Linked DNA regions of Homo sapiens: region 1 is linked to region 2. Evidence: chromatin loops called from intact Hi-C (ENCODE). Cell type or tissue: natural killer cell. All regions are shown on one strand. Links, peaks and the distances in the headings refer to the core of each region. The heading gives the core; the rest is flanking DNA. Region 1 overlaps LOC107987346 (a long non-coding RNA gene). Region 2 holds the start of EIF1AY (eukaryotic translation initiation factor 1A Y-linked).

Region 1 (2,913 bases), core at 213-2,712, 670 kb after region 2:
TAGCTCAGGCTACCAGAGACTTACAATAACTTGTCAAATAAGGTTGTATCCATTTGGGATGTGTTAGAACCATGTTCAACCAGGAATCAATATATGGGAACTGATCTAGATTCCCAGGCTGTTCTCCAACCCCTGTCACTTCCTTAAACACATGGCCAATTTCTTCCCTATCTATTGTGTCTTTGGCAGGCCACACAACATTAAAAGAAGGCCAGTCTAATTCACAGAGAGTTCTCAACCTTTGGGGGGTCAGTTTTACCCCATAATCTCCTCCAAAGCGTTTCCCAGAATTATTTAACATGCACTCCAATGGAGAAGCTTTTGATGATTTTCCTCCCATTCCTCCTTTTATGACACACACTCACTCTACCTTTTGTTACAGACTGATCAGACTGGTTCCTATTACGGGAATTTCATGCACTGCTTAGCTAGGACAGTATCGTATTCCCACTGCAGCTGCTGCAGCTGTAGGGCAGCTCCTGTCAGCCTTATACAGATCGCTCTAGATCTGGTCAGCCACACACTGGCTCCAGAGCCCACAGTCCACATTAAGAGATCTGTGCCTTCACCTGTCATGCCCCATGTTGGCCCTTCCCAGAACTGTCTCTTTAATGTGCTTTCACATGCCTCTTCACTCCCAGTTCACGTTTTTTAATTAGGGTGGCAACTCATTCTTGCTACGTCTAGTTTCAGTTTTTATTTTCCTAAACTGACTTAGTGAGCCTCTTTCATGTGCTGTGACAGTTAGGTTGTAAGTTTCATCCAAACTGGCAGGTCACTCCCACTTTCCTCAGCCCCTCTGTGTTAGACGAGTAGTCACACCCTGGGAAGTGATTAGGCCCCCGTTTCATCCTTATGGGATGGGTCTTGACTTGGGGCTTCAGGCCTTACCACGTTTTTGAAGAATGCACGCAGCTCCTGGAATTGTCCTGTAGCCCCTTTGCCAGTTCCATTGTGCTGTTAGGGAAGGGCACCGGGATGCAGGAGAGCTGGTCTCCTCTCCAGTCTGAAGTTCTCCTGTCAGTGCCTAGGATTTCAGGTATCCCCTGCTCTTGGGCTCCAGTCCTATGGGCAAAGGAGACAGAACATTTGCCATCTCCAATCCTGGATGAGCCCCTAGAAAATGTTACAGGAAATCAGAGACTGGAGAGACTGATGGGGTCAAAGGACGATTTATTATTTAAGGTATACACTGGCTCAGTGGACTAGTGTCCAGAAAGTCTGAGCACCAAACAAACAAGGCAAGTATCTTTTATGCAGTTTTTGTTTTTTGACGCAGAGTCTCACTCTGTCACCCTGGCTGGGGTGCAGTGGTGTGATCTCAGCTCACTGCAAGTTCCACCTCCCGGGTTCACACCATTCTCCTGCCTCAGCCTCCTGAGTGGCTGGGACTACAGGTGCCTGCCACCATGCCTGGCTAAGTTTTTGTATTTTTAGTAGAGACGGGGTTTCACCTTGTTAGCCAGGATGGTCTTGATCTCCTGACCTCGTGATCTGCCTGCCTCGGCCTCTCAAAGTGCTGGGATTATAGGCATGAGCCACTGCTCCCGGCCTTTTATGCATCTTAAGGCAGGCAGTACATGAGGCAGGAAGCAGGCTTACAGAAGCGAGAACAAAAGCAGTTAATCATCTGTGACACGTCTTACATCTTTGATAAAACATGTTTTACAGCTAGTGGTTATCTATCTTGTGACCTTTCAGCTGTTCAGCAGTAAAACAGAAACTTAGAGAACTTACAAAATATGCAGAGGGTAGATATGGTTAATATTTCACAGAGAAGTAGTTAGTATTCTTTCTTAACTCGTACTTTGGAAGGGGGCTATTTGAGGCCTATTCCATCCTAACTCTAACAACAATTTTTAAGCAAGCTTTAATTTTCTTTTAATTTTCTACTTCACATTCCTTTTCTTTTCTCTAACCTTGTCTTCATGTTTTATTTCAGTAAGCTCTTCTTCAACCTCTAATATCCTTTCTTCCACCTGATTAATCTGGATATTGATACTTGTGTATGCTTCACAAAGGTTTTAGCACTGTTTTTCAGCTCCTTCAGGTCATTTATATTCTTCTCTAAACTGGGTATTCTAGTTAGCAATTTCTGTCACCTTTTATAAAGGTTCTTAGCTTTCTTGCATTGGGTTAGCACATGTTCCTTTAATTCAGAGGAGTTTTTTATTACCCACCTTCTGAAGTCTACTTCTATCAACTCATGAAACTCATTCCCCATCCAGTTTTCTGCCCTTGCTGGAGAGGAATTTCAATCATTTGGAGAAGATGAGGTATTCTGGTTCCTTAAATTTTCAGCATGTTTTTTGTTTTTTTTTTCTTATCTTCATGGATTTATCTGCCTTTGCTCTTTGAGGCTGATGATCTTTGGACAGGTTTTTTTAGTGGGGGTCCTTTTGTTGATGGTGATATTGTTTCTTTCTGTTTGTTTTTTTCTAACGGTCAGGTCCCTCTTCTGCAGGTCTGCTGCAGTTTGCGGGAGGTCCACTCCAGACCCTGTTTGCCTGGGTGTCACCAGTGGAGGCTGCAGAACAGAAAGGATTGCCACCTGCTCCTTCCTCTGGAAGCTTCATCCCAGAGGGACACTGGCCTGATGCCAGCCACAGCTCTCCTGTACAAGGTGTCTGTCTACTCCTGTTTGGTGGTATCTCCCAGTTAGGAGTCATGGGTGTCAGGGACCTACTTGAGCAGGTAGTCTGTCCCTTAGCAGAGCTGGAGCACTGTGCTGGGAGAATCCTTCTTGACAGATGCTGCTCTCTTCAGAGATGGCAGGCAAGAATATTTAAGTATGCTGTTGCTGGGCACATAGCCAGCCCTTTCCCCATGTGCTCTTTTTCCACGGAGATGGGAGTTTGTCTATAATCCCTTGAATGGGGCTACTGCCTTTCTTTCAGAGATGCCCTCCCTAGT
Region 2 (2,913 bases), core at 116-2,615:
GGGTTCAGAGAAAATTTTATTTTTAATGTTATGGCTTCATCACTAGGCTTTTAAAAACAAAACCATGAAGACTTAAATTCCTTAAAACCAGTAGTGATGATCAGGGTACTACCACTTACCTTGCAGAAAAAAAGAAAGAAAAAAAAAGGATTAGGAGGATACTACACTATGTATATGATGGCCAATTATATGCCCAACAAGTAAGATAATTTAGAATAAATGAACAAAGTCCTGATACATACATACTATTTACCTTGCAGAAAGGGAAAAAAAAGGATTAGGAAGATACTATACTTTGTATATGATGGCCAATTATACGCCCAACAAGTTTTATAATTTAGAATAAATGAACAAATTTCTGGTACATACAAACTACCAGAACTGACTTGGGAATAAATACAGCACGAATTCATAATCCAAACTAAGGCCTAGGACCATTTAAAAAATTTACATCAATCCTCGAATGTGTCCAAAAACACAGAAGAAAAAGGGACACTACACAGTTCATTCTGTGAAGCCGGGATTATATTGATCCTAAAGTCAAAGTCATCACACGATACAAGCCAATATATCTTAACACAGATGCTAAGATTCTAAACATAATAGTACACACACAACAAATCCAGTAAATTAAATGATTGTATACCATAATCAAATGGAATTTGTCTTGAAATAATTTGACCTCCACAGCCAGTCCATTTGAGACATTCGGTTAAGCCATGATTTATTATAAGATTCAGATGCTTAGTCTCACTCCTTCCTATGTATATTTACTTTCCATTTCCTGTATATATTTACTGTCTACTTTTTGTCAGTATTCCGCTGGGTGCTAGCAATTGTAAGCAACAGATGCGGCCTCTGTACTTACATGCTTTACTGTGAGGTGGTGAGGTAGAGAAGATAAGACTGAAAAAAATAGGCCGGGCGCGGTGGCTCACTACTGCAATCCCAGGAATTTGGGCGGCAGAGGCGGGAGGATCACTAGGTCAGGGGTTTGAGAGCCTGGCCAACATGGTGAAACCCCATCTCTACTAAAAATACAAAAATTAGACGGGCAGATCGCGCCCCTGCACTCCAGCATGGGCAACAAGAGCGAAACTTCGTTGTCAAAAAAAAAAAAAAAAAAGAGAGAAAAGTGATAAACATTCTGAACATAGAGGGCCTTGTCCTAAGCCAGTCCTCCAAATTCACTGTATAAGAGTAAGGGCTCTCTTAAAATTTAGGCGTTTACAGTTAAATGACCCACGAACTTCTGAAACTGGAAGACCGTTTTTTAGCAAAGGAGAATACTCCAGGGCCCCGCCCATTTCATCCTTGACTCCACCTTCTCCATGCTGAGTCCCGCCCCGCTTCCTGTTTATTCATCCTGCAGCAAACTCTCCGGTATCCTGATGGAGTCTACTAGGTGTCAGTCATTTGGCCGTGCCTCAGCCGAAGAGAGGCGGGGAAAAGCATCGTAATCAGCTGCGTCGCCTTTTGGTGACGCCAGAGAGTGCGCGTCAGCAGTTTATTAGAGAGCTCTGTAGCCAGCCTCTTCTGCGCACCCACCTGCTGCATCTTAGTTCAGTCGGCTCTTAGAGTAGTAACCGCCAGAAAGGAGTCGGAAGAGGTCTCACGAGGCTGTCATCACCGCCATGCCCAAGAATAAAGGTACTGCTGTAAGCCTCTGGGACTATACCTCGGCTTGCTCTGCCAGTAACCCCGACGCCTGTTCCAGGCCGCAGTGACTGTTCTAACGGCGGTACTGGCCACTGCGACCCCAGCACTGTGTTCGGGAAAGGAGCTGGGAATGCCCTATTTGGTCACATTGGGGTGGGACAGACGCCATTTTTGTGGGGCCTCCTTCGGAAGATAGCGGGCTTTTGCTGCTGATTTCACGCCAGACGGAAAACGTATAGGTAGGGACGGTTGAGGGACCTTAACCGGACGGCCTGGCTTTCCAGAATAGGCACATGCAAACACTTCCCTGCTACTTTCCTGGAAGCGGTTCTTAACTTTGAAGACTTACCTATCTGGACAGTTAAAAGTATTGCTAAGGATACTCCCTTTTCCTTGTTAAACAGTGGGGAAGCCTTGAAGCATGTTTAGGTTCATTTCTGGCGTTTTACTCTACCCCATCCCTTTATAGAGTGTAACATTCTTTTGCAGAAGATTTGTTACCTATTTAGGCAGGTTTTCAACTTCCGTATCCGATAAATATTGTGGGAGTAAAGATATCAACGTTCCCTTCATTCTGAGGCTAAACTTTCACACGAAACTTAGACTTGAAAATAAGTTTACTCACAGCTTCTAAAGTAGGAGGTCTAACCTCGGTAGAACCCTTTCTCAGTCATTTCTGAAAGAAATTCTCGTTTTTATACACCTGAGGTAATCTCTCACTTTTAGTGCCCTTGTAATTGCTTGAAGAAAACTGTAGGTGGAAACAAAATATTATTTTCCACAGGAGGGGACCATGTTTTATAGTCCACAAAAACTCTGTTTAGATTATTCCTTCCTGGGACCCAGACCAATTTGTCTTCTTTTTACTTGCCTGTTGGCAGCATGGAATCTGTTTCATTTTCTCTTTTTAGCTGTCACGACACACAGCTCTTGAGGTACTTGGTGACAGTACAGTGCAGTCTTTCCTGGGCATTACTCTTTGCTCTCCCGAAAACCCACTAACGGGTTGTGTGTATAATAAGGTTTTATTTTATTTTATTTTATTTTTTACTGCAAAATTATTGGAGGATAAAGTGTATTCTGGGAGAAGTCTAATTAGAAAGAGTTAGCAAAGGCTTATGCTTTTTCACTAACATTTTCTCAGATGGTACTGAACAACTTCAGTAGGTATCTTGTTCTCACCTTTATTTCTAGTGATGAGATTCCCAGTTCTCTAAGCCATCAGCTCTAAAGATCAGAGTATCTCCCTTTGCA

The links. Hi-C counts contacts between places; a loop is a spot of excess contacts. Peaks named below come from ENCODE experiments on the same cell type or tissue, not always from the same donor. Only the 100,000 strongest peaks of a DNase experiment are listed, where the experiment ranks them.
Region 1: a loop joins it to region 2, with 7 times the contacts of the local background. A loop is called at or near these places in 5 of 110 quality-filtered maps.

What each region holds. Positions count from the first base shown.
Region 1 is chrY:21,248,086-21,250,998 of GRCh38, forward strand. It overlaps LOC107987346 (a long non-coding RNA gene), which reads left to right. Exons shown (of 4, transcript XR_007068467.1): 3 at 2,465-2,623. LOC107987347 (a long non-coding RNA gene) reads right to left here. Exons shown (of 3, transcript XR_001756079.2): 3 at 1-1,065. Among named protein-coding and RNA genes, the nearest start is that of PRORY, 200 kb to the right of the region's middle. In natural killer cell, for the core only: no CTCF peak of the experiment used is centred there; DNase peaks (open chromatin) are centred at 686 and 1,608; H3K27ac peaks cover 2,500 bases.
Region 2 is chrY:20,574,238-20,577,150 of GRCh38, forward strand. It overlaps EIF1AY (eukaryotic translation initiation factor 1A Y-linked), which reads left to right and starts at 1,539. Exons shown (of 7, transcript NM_004681.4): 1 at 1,539-1,650. The coding sequence starts at 1,635. It overlaps TTTY10 (testis expressed transcript, Y-linked 10), which reads right to left and starts at 1,278. Exons shown (of 10, transcript NR_197944.1): 1 at 869-1,278. In natural killer cell, for the core only: no CTCF peak of the experiment used is centred there; DNase peaks (open chromatin) are centred at 884, 1,444 and 2,364; H3K4me3 peaks cover 2,122 bases; H3K27ac peaks cover 2,246 bases.